Regions from separate parts of the Homo sapiens genome. Here region 1 is linked to region 2. Evidence: read pairs that join two places in POLR2A ChIA-PET (ENCODE). Cell type or tissue: A673. All regions are shown on one strand. Each heading gives the region's core, and the rest is flanking DNA. Links, peaks and the distances in the headings are about the cores only.

Region 1 (5,379 bases), core at 162-5,161, 56 kb before region 2:
GTAGCTGGCTGGGACTACAGGCACGCACCACTACACCTGGCTAATGACAAAGTGTTAACGATTAGAAAAAATACAAAAATTGAGTTCAAGGTGGTTTGCTGAGGGGTACTGCTTACTTTGGTCTAATGAGGGCAATGGTAGGAAGAAGAGGGACAGCTTCACGACAAAAGCTCAATTTTCGGCCAAATCATGTAGATTCCAATATACAGAAGAGAGAAAGTAAGAGCATGCTAGATCTGTGCATGAGCATGAGATACAGCTAAGCAACTGATTTGAGGAAAAACTTTCCCACCTTAATGCTTAGCTTGGCTGTACTCAAGGTTTCAGGGGCACAGGAAACTAAGAAACATGTTAATGATGAAAGCCCAATTTAGATGGGCAGATCTAATTTGGCTCTGAGTTGCTAAGCTGCATTAAGCTGTTTATCCACATTATGCAAATGTAATTAACTCTCATCAGAATTACAGCACATCCCACAAAGGAGAAAAAGTGATATTTAAACTAAGTCAGGTACAAACAATAATACTTCCAGAAATAAAGGGGGAAAGTACATAGAGATTCTGTACTTTTTAAATAATGGGAGAATTCTTTCAGTTAAAAAAAAATTTGTAGTTACCTGCCATGGCTCCAGCTGCAAGAAGATTTAAACCTCCCACGTGTCCATTTTCATCAGCCAGAAGTAGTTTGCAATGAGCATAAACAGGAAAATAGATTGCAGAGAAGGGAATGTCTCGGAGGAAACACGCTTTGGCACCCTGTCACACAGTGAGGAAATAGTGCAAAACAGTGTGAAACTGAGTGTGAATGCCCAAATGGGATCCATGTGACATTTGTCAGTGACAAGCTTGAGGTGTCCCTCAGTGACAAGCCTGAGGTGTCCCTTAAACAGCATTAGAACTGATGTGCAAGGGAAATGGGGGAGGCGGGAGATAAGTGGGGAATAGGGAAATCTGCATATCTCAAAGCTTGTGAAAGCATGGTGAATCCTGCAGTCCTAGAGTTAATAACTGGGTAATGATAGTATTCTGAAAACTAAGAACTTTCTGGCATTTCTTATATAGATTCAGAGTTTTTAAAATTAATTAATCTCTTACTATGGTAAAAACACACAAGATCTACCCTCTTAAGTTTTTACATCAGCTGAGAGTCCCCGCAGTGCCAGGTAAAAAGCTATAGGCAGTGGTGAAGGAAAAGTAACTACTCTAGAGCAGGGGGAAAAGAAACCCAAATCTTCTCTCCTCATTCCCCATGTCCTAAATAGCAGACAAAATATTTTAGCGGCAGGTTTCCACAGGAGTAGAAAATCATTACCCAGGGGCAGCTTGTCCCAATGACTGAGGTCTCAAAGAACACCTCCCTCAGCTTTGTCAGAAGCCCACACCATTCCACTACCTAGCTAGGCAAACACTCCACCTTGGCGCTTGTTTTTTTAATGACTCTGTTTTATTCTTTTTAATTTTTTTTTTTTTCTGAGACAGGGTCTCACTATGTTGCCCAGGCTGGAGCATAGTGGCAGGATCACAGCTTGCTGTAGCCTTGACCGTCTGAGCTCAAGTGATCCTCCCACCTCAGCCTCCTGAGTAGCTGGGATGATAGGTGTGCACCACTGTGCCGGCTAATTTTTTCTTTCTTTTTTTTTTTTAAGGTAGACACAAGGTCTTGCTATTTTGCCCTGGCTGGTCTTGAACTCCTGGGCTCAAGCAATCCCCCTGCCTTGGCCTCCCAAAGTGCTGAGAGTACAAGTGTGAGCCAGTGCTCCCAGCCCTGGCTTTTTTAAAAAAAGACAAACTCAAACATTGAAAAAAAAAAAATCCAAGGACTCGCTAAAGGATAATACAGAGAGAAGCAATATTAATAAATTCATCTCTCAAAGGGAATTCAAAAAGGATGGAAATTGGGAGTGGGGAGGAGGAAGCAAAAATGTGTACGAAACTCTCTTGAGACAGGCATCATTGTTTGCTGGTCTCCAGAGAACCCTGTAGCTGTGTGATTCCAATCTAGAGAATTTCTAATTTCTAATTTGCAGTTACCGAAACAAATTTACACATTTCTGCAGTGATGGATCTATATCAGATGCTGTGGAAACACACTTGGCTATGGTGGCTAAATTTACGTATTCCCCTTATACCAGGCAAAGGAATGGAAAGAAATATTCTTCCTTGTTTAAGAAAAATAATAGCTTCTGCTCCATTACATCTGATCTGTAATGATGGGAGTAAGTATACCCGCAGGGAAGGAATCTTTTGACTGGCATTTTGTTAAAGTACAGTACACTCTGTTGTTGGTTTGTTTTTTTTTTTTTTAATGGAATTCATTATTGACAAATCCTACCACTTAACTTCTTAAAGACCTGAATCCTACCAAACTCTACTACTGTTTTACTGTGGTCAAATTATTAAGACAAAAGCTCCCACTGGGAAGATAACAATAGAGATAATCAGACCGAAAATAAACATAAGACTATTTTGAAGCCCTAAACCAACCCAAAGAGAGCACCAGGGAAAGTTTTCCCAAGCCCCCCAGCAAATGAAAGGCTGTGAGCCTGAGGCCAGCAGGTCTGCGGTGCTGGCCTCCTTGCTGGCAGTTTCATAAAAGCCTGATGACAACAGGAGAGGCTGCATGTGTATCCCACTGCCTCTCATACAAGTGTCCTGATTCTTTTCTTTTTGTTTGATTTTCTGCTCCACAGACTACCCTGCTGGACAAGATTGCTTTTCAACTTGGAGGGAAGAAGTCTGGTTTCCACATTCTTTCATATTTTATTGAGTACATTATAACCTAAACCTACCCACCTTATACAGACCAAAAATTCCCAAGTCCCGGAGCACATTCAGGGCGCTGACTCTGGGTCCCGTGGTGATCTCTCCAGCTACTTGCAGACGAATCTTCACTATCTCCAATGGGTTGGTAAAAATGACCTGAGAGCCTCCAGCCTGTAGGCAAGGGAGAAGAGACAGGCAGATTCCACATCAGAGCCCGACTGGCAGCGTAAAAAAGGAAAATCCAGCAAAGCCTCCACATCTTGCTATCTTGAAAAGAAGGAGGTGAAACTTCCTTCCTCAGGGGGGAATGACAGTTTGACACTTAGGCCAACCCTGGAGAGGTTCAGAGGGATGGTCCCAAACTCTGTCTCAGATCAATCTACCTCTGGGTTTGTTTCTAGCTGAAATGTCAAGATTGTTTCTCAGACCAGTCTTTCCAGGATCACCCCAGCCATATTCAAAATAACAAAATAAACCCATTTGGAAAAAAAAGCGGAGCCAGATGTGGCAGCAAGGTACTCAATGAAAGAAAAAGAGATAGTAAAAGACTGTCATATTTTACAAGCCAGAGCTAAAATTCAGAGCTACAATTATTTTTTTCCTCTTTGTGGTAAGCGTTCTTGGCAGCAGACCCACTTGCTTCTGCTTCCTTGGATTGTAGAGCAATTAAAACTACTTTGGTGCCTTAAGTCAGAAGGGGAAAAGTCTCCTCCAGTTCCAATTCTAAAATGTATTATCCTAAGCAAAACTCTGATACAGGTACATGGCTACACCCACACAAAAGGGAAGAATTTAGAAAGATAAATTTCAGTATCATTTCAAGACAAAACCAGAAAAACTCTTCAAGGCAAAGCTGAGAAATGGAACATCTAGTTACCATGAGTACAACACCCTCAAGATCAAAGCCACATTCTATATTCCTGTGGTGAGTGACAGAGATTTGAATTTGGATAATGAGAGTATATTTGCATCTGAAATCTGTTAACTAGTAGAGAAAAAAAAAAAACGTTTAACAAAACTTCTACCAACTTCTTTTTTTTGGTTTCTGTAAGAAAGAAAAAAATGTGTGTGACTATGGATATATAAAAATAAATAAAATATATATCTCCTTTCATGAAATGAAAAATCCCATTTGTACATCTTCAACTGTAGCTGTTTATATTATGTAATCATAACCATACTCATATAATATTCATAATGATATTCATATCATTATAATCATTGTATATAATCACATGTGAAATATGAAATCTGGGGCACTGTAATTCCACAGGTATAGAACACCTAAAAATTCACATGCAGCTTTCAATGGCACTTCAGTGCTCAACCTTTGCCCACATTCCTGCTCACTTATCTAAAACCCAAAGCCCTCCCAGACCCGCTTCCAAGGGGCAGGAACATGGCTCAGCCCATTTTCCTAATTGCCTTGGGACTATAAATCCCCCAACTACCCCTATTCCAATCCTGACTCCTTAACTCCTTTCAATATTCAAAATTGCCAGCACTGATACTAAATTCCTTCCCTCTTCATGGACAGCTTATTGTCCTGGATTCCCCAGGGCCTTAATCCCCTCTTTGTCCTTCGAGCAGGGAGGTGCAGCAATTTGCTATCTCTCTCTCATGGTTTCCTCTAACTCCTCAACTCGACACAATCCAGACCACTGGCACACAGGTCCCCCAACGATGTACTGACCCAATTTTACATGTTGATTTGCCTGCCTTTCTCTCTCTTTGAATCTGTTGTACTGCAGGCAGAAGGAAGCACTTTAATGTTTCAATCTAAGCAAACAATACTTTCAAAAGGATTGCTGCATGAAAAATTATGTTAAAATGATAATCCAAGTAATTGCTCCTGTAGCTAGTATTAAAGACCAAATCAATTGAAAAAGTTTACTACTTCCCTGAAATCTCTTGTTTAAATAATGGTTGCAAAGACTATCTTAAATAATGGTTGCATATCTGCTTTATGTTTTAACTAAAGCAGATTTAAAAATGAATAGAACCACAAATTTTTATTCTAATTCCCCCAAATTTGCCACTACCAGACAGTGTCAGTCCCTGGGTGCCAAGTGTTAAATGTGGACATTATGTTTAAATAAATACTAAGGTCTTTCATGTTTGTAATCATTAGTAAATTATAACATCCTGCTGGGCAGGAGTACTCCAATCCGTGTCCCCCACCCCCACCCCACAGCTGCCTCCTCCTCTTCCTTCTCTCTTTTAGAAATAATTGATTGAGATTTATACTCCTTTAACAATGCTTCAAATTTTTTGAAGTATACAAGTAATAGGCTTTCTACTGAAACTTTACAAAAATGGTACAATAAAAAGAAATAACTGACTACATTTTGTTTGTGTTTGTTTGTTTGAGACAGGGCCTCACTCTGTCACCCAGGCTGGAGTGCAGTGGCAGGAACAGCTCACTGCAACCTCAACCTCCCCAGGTTCAGGTGATCCTCCCACCTCAGCTTCCCGAGTAGCTGGGACTACAAGCGTGCACCACCACGCCCAGCTAATTTTTGTATTTTTTGTAGAGATGGGGGTCTTACCATGTTGCCCAGGCTGATCTCGAACTGCTAGGCTCAAGCGATCCACTCGCCTTGGCCTTCCAAAATGC
Region 2 (5,379 bases), core at 182-5,181:
TTATTTCAAGAGTTAAAATATAATTATTTGATAATAAATGTATATATTACTACCTAGATAATTCTTATATAATGGTAGAATGAAATTGAATCCCTTTTATATAATAAGAAAATATCAGAATCTCAAATATGAAACTATGTAAAATAAAGTCCAAAATGCAAAAGCGTTCAAGCTAAGAAAATTCAATTATCTATAAAAATTTTTTTGGCTGGGCACAGTGGCTCACACCTGTAATCCTAGCACTTTGGGAGGCCAAGGCAGGCAGATCACGAGGTCAGGAGTCAGAGACCAACCTGGTCCCCATAGTGAAACTCCGTCTCTACTAAAAATACAAAAATAAGCCAGGCATGGTGGCACATGCCTGTAATCCCATCTACTCAGGAGGCTGAGGCAGGAGAATTGCTTGAACTCGGGAGGCGGAGGTTGCAGTGAGCCAAGATTGCGCCACTGCACTCCAGCCTGGGTGACAGAGCAAGGCTCTGTCTCGAAAAAAAAGTTTCTATTATCACAAAAAGGATATTTATGAACTAAATTTATAATGTATAATTTACATCTGGAAAATATCTCTGTAATAAAAACTTTAGATATCCTATTTCATAAACTTCTTAGCCATCTCTAAATAAGATCTTAGAATGTCTCTGAAACAATTAAAATGATGGTCTAAATTAGTCATAGTGATCTCCCCAAATACAGAAGTGTCATTTTCCATGAGTATTTGGACATTTTCTACTTCTCCCAAAGTGGTCACTTGACAGCTTTATATATGGTTTTGTTATGATCATTATTATATGCTGTGGTTTATTTACTCTGACACTTTTAGGGTTTTTTTAAGACACATCATGGACTACTATAATTACTAGAACTAATAAGATTACAAACCTACTTTGGCACTTCTGGAGATGTATTCTACTTCTCTTCTGTTATCATTGTTTCTACTACCAAGTGCCTGAGACTGATTCAGATACACAGAAATAATTAGTAGAACTATTGTTTTCAAGTCCAATTCATAAATTGCCACTTTACTTTTATCAGAATGTGATAAATAAAATTATATAAAAGCTCCAGAACTGGAGAGCTTATGCTTGTATGAGGTAATAACTCAAACAGCTGGTGTTTTTATGTTACCCAGCTTTATCAGGTCCTGCGTGACATGAAAGGGAACACCAATAGTCTCAAATATACCAAATACATCTAACTGAAACTGTATAGCAAGTTCCACCCACCCCCAGAGAGAATCCCATCTTTCCAGTGGCAAACAAGGATCTTTTTTTTGCCATGTTTAAGAATGCTATTTCTGTAGCATAGTTCTGGCCTGGAAGAAAGGGAAATGACAGTCACATCTTATTGGCAGCAAAATCACGATATAGTATTTTATACTAGGTTGGCATAGCTAAGAGAACCAGGAATCCATTAGTTTTCTGACATATAGAAAACAAAAGACAACTTTTTCACTTCCTGCAGAGCATGGGCTTATGAAAGGGATGGTTTATACTTCCATTGAAAAGGGAACTGGGGCTAAATACAAAAGTAGCCTGTCATTATGTTCTCTTTGCTCAAAGGAGAGGAGCACAATGATTTGTCAGGAGAGCAGGTAACGGTGACAACTGTGATTAAGTAAAAATGTTCACAGATGTGTAACATTAGTCAGTTTAGCTGTATCAGTCACTTATGATGATTGGACTAGATGAAATACACATTAAATCATATATATTATGTAAATATGTCTTAACAGAGGTTTTAATTTCCCCAGAAACCCATACTGTGTCTCCCCATCTCATCCACCCTCATCCCTCCCCTGGTTCTTATGGGCACTTCCTACTGGTCTTGTTCACCTTTCTGCAGTACAAAATTACCTCTGACCGGGGCTGGCACTCTTCTCCAAGACTGCCACCATGCCTGTTCCATGAATGAGCCTGGAAGGAGCTGCTGTACCAACGGTGTGGCCAGAGAACTCCTCCTGTAGGTATACAAGCCATCAGCCCTGTGACACAGCCCACCTACCATCAGCCCAACGACATCCTTATTCCAAGGATTCCAGCCCAGCAGGAGCCACTACAACCAACTTATAGGCTTGAGACCAAACATTCTTATTGTCAGGGGGAAAAGTTCCTCAGTAGCTGAATTTCACCTGCACAGTTCTTAAAGTGAAGTCAGAGAGGTTTTTAGGACTCCCACCATGAATGGTGAATATCCTTGTACATAGCTGAACAAAAACAATGGTGAGACTTGTAGAAGTGAAGAGTTTTTCAGTGAAGGAAAAATTGGGAGGAAAGAGGAGGAACAACTGGGAAGCCAAAAAAGAAAACAAAGGAAAACAAACAACAACAACAAAAAGACCAACAACAGGAACTTGTAGAGGAAGTCCCAACCAACATGGCATGTAGACTCAGTCCCAGACTTCTGGGTTCTCCTCTCAGATGGTCATTAGTTTCCTGAATGACCTCCTGTTTCTCTGAGAGAAAGTATTTCTATTAGCCCTTTACCTACCTCTAGAAGGGACTACTGCACAGTCAATAGAGTAGTCCTGCTGTCAAATATATGTAAAGGTCCATTTCTCAGGAAAGATGAGTTCATATTTAAAGACTATCGGTTGGGCGTGGTGGCTCACGCCTATAATCCCAGCACTTTGGGAGGCCAAGGCAGGTGGATCACCTGAGGTTAGAAGTTTGAGACCAGCCTGGCCAACATGGTAAAACCCTGTCTCTACTAAAAATAGAAAAAATTAGTTGGGCGTGGTGGCACATGCCTGTAGTCCAGCTACTAGGGAAGCTGAGGCAGAAGGATCACTAGAACCCAGGAGGTGGAGGTTGCAGTGAGCCGAGATCACACCACTGCACTCCACCCTGGGCGACACAGCAAGACCGTGTCTCAAAATTAATAAATAAATACATACATACATACATACATACTATTATTATTGAAGCTAGACACTTCAACAGTCTATCATCAAACAGCATAAAAACTAATAACACTCCACCTTTTCTTTCACCTTGAACTCTTAAGCTACTCTAATAGCCTTGAGTACTAAAAAAAAAAGCAAAAAACAAAAAACTTCTCTGCAATATCCGAAAGCAACACCAAGAAAAAAAAAAATCAAAAAATCTTCCTGATTTAATTTGAATACTCAGGTGAAGCTCTACTTCTTACCAAATTAAGCTATATATTTATTATCATAGAATTTTCATTTCTTTTTATGAAAGTCTTTGTCTGTCACGCAGGCTGAAGTCAGTGGTGTGATCTTTTTTTTTTTTTTTTTTTTGAGACGGAGTTTTGCTCTGTTGCCCAGGCTGGAGTGGTGCAGTGGCACAATCTCAGCTCACTGACCTCAGCCTCCCGGGTTCACGCCATTCGTGAGCCTCCCAAGTAGCTGGGACTACAGGCATCCGCCACCATGCCCAGCTAATTTTTTTGTATTTTTAGTAGAGACAGGGTTTCACCGTATTAGCCAGGATGGTCTCGATCTCCTGACCTCGTGATCCACCCGCCTCGGCCTCCCAAAGTGCTGAGATTACAGGCGTGAGCCACCGTGCCCGGCCCAGTGGCGTGATCTTGGCTCACTGCAACCTCTGCCTCCCAGGTTCAAGAGATTATCCCACCTCAGCCTCCCAAGTAGCTGGGATTACAGGTGCATACCACCATAACTGGCTAATTTTTTTGTATTTTTAGTAAAGACAGGGTTTCACCATGTTGCCCAGGCTGGTCTTGAACTCTTGGCCTCAAGTGATCCTCCTGCCTCGGCCTCCCAAAGTACTGGGATTATAGGCAAGAGCCACCATGCCTGGCCGCCATAGAATTCCCTTTTTTTGGGGGTGGGGGTATGGAGTCTTACTGTGTCACCCAGGCTGGAATGCAGTGGCATGATCTTGGCTCACTATAGCCTCTGCCTCCCAGATTCAAGCAATTCTCCTGCCTCAGCCTCCCAAGTAGCTGAGATTACAGGCACATGCCACCACGCCCGGCTAATTTTTGTATTTTTGCTAGAGACAGGGTTTCACCATGTTGGCCAGGCTGGTCTTTGTTTTTTTTTTTTTTTTTTTTTTTTTTGAGATGGAGTCTTGCTCTGTCGCCCAGGCTGCAGTGCAGTGGCCTGATCTTGGCTCACTGCAACCTCCACCTCCTGGGTTCAAGCAATTCTTCTGCCTCAGCCTCCCAAGTAGCTGGGATTACAGGCATGCACCACCATGCCCGGCTAATTTGTTTGTATTTTTAGTAGAGATGGGGTTTCACCATATTGGCCAGGCTGGTCCATATTGGCCAGGCTGGTCTCAAACTCCTGATCTTGTGATCCACCCGCCTCGGCCTCCCAAAGTGCTGGGATTACAGGCATGAGCCACTGCACCCGGCCCAGCCAGGCTGGTCTTGAACTCCTGACCTCAGGTGATCCTCCCGCCTCGGCCTCCCAAAGTGCTGGGATTACAGGCGTGAGCCACTGCACCTGGCCACCATAGAACTTCATATTATTGCATGTCTATAGCTTTGTTTCCAGTGAGAAAGGGTACATTTTTCATAACTACACTTCCATCTCCTGGCTCTTTAAAATAATAACAGTGGTTGTGCCTAACCCATCCCAATTTATTCTCTCCTTCAGGGAAAAACAGCCTATTTCAGAGGCACAAATGGAACACATTTTTATTTGCTATATGTATTAATGGTCAAACATAGTACTACATTTAAAGGAATCTCTGCTTTTTGAGGTTTCTTCAGTCAGAGGGTGAGGATGTGTCCTTGGAAAAGTTTACTTTGAAGAGTGTCCATTCCTAGGCAAACACCAAATTTGGAACACAATGTTGATGTTAATAGAGAACTCAGAACATATAACATGTTTCATACTCATTTTGTTAGTTAACAGACAACAGTTTGTTGTGGTTTTTTCTTGTTTGTTTTTTTTTTTGGAGACGGAGTTGCACTCTTTCACCCAGGCTGGAGTGCAGTGGCGCAATCTCAGCTCACTGCAACCTCCACCTTCTGGTTTCAAACTATTCTCCTGCCTCAGCCTCCCAAGTAACTGGGATTACAGGTGCCCACCACGCCCGGCTAATTTTTGTATTTTTAGTAGAGACAGGGTTTCACCCTGTTGGCCAGGCTGGTCTCAAACTCCTGACCTTGTGATCCTCCTGCCTTGGCCTCCCAAAGTGCTGGGATTACAGGCGTGAGCCACTGCGCCTGGCCCCTTAAAAAAAAAAAAAAAAAAGGATTAAATCTTTAGTAAGGCAATAGGCCTTTTTTTCATTTGAGACAGGGTTTCACTCCGGTTACCCAGGCTAGAGTGTAATGGCACAATCTCAACTCATTGCAACCTCCACCTCCCAGGCTCAAGTAATCCTCCTACCTCAGCCTCCCGAGTAGCTGGGACTACAGGCATGTGCCACCACACCCGGC

The links. ChIA-PET counts read pairs that join two places held together with the same protein. Peaks named below come from ENCODE experiments on the same cell type or tissue, not always from the same donor. Only the 100,000 strongest peaks of a DNase experiment are listed, where the experiment ranks them.
Region 1: POLR2A ChIA-PET joins it to region 2 with 11 read pairs; 3 of 35 experiments call an interaction of 5 or more read pairs at or near these places.

The regions. Positions count from the first base shown.
Region 1 is chr2:171,790,835-171,796,213 of GRCh38, forward strand. It overlaps SLC25A12 (solute carrier family 25 member 12), which reads right to left. Exons shown (of 18, transcript NM_003705.5): 14 at 2,793-2,933; 15 at 617-755. Among named protein-coding and RNA genes, the nearest start is that of SLC25A12, 100 kb to the right of the region's middle. In A673, for the core only: no CTCF peak of the experiment used is centred there; a DNase peak (open chromatin) is centred at 4,327; H3K27ac peaks cover 1,600 bases.
Region 2 is chr2:171,846,320-171,851,698 of GRCh38, forward strand. The region is part of intron 4 of SLC25A12 (solute carrier family 25 member 12); the gene reads right to left. Among named protein-coding and RNA genes, the nearest start is that of SLC25A12, 45 kb to the right of the region's middle. In A673, for the core only: no CTCF peak of the experiment used is centred there; no DNase peak of the experiment used is centred there.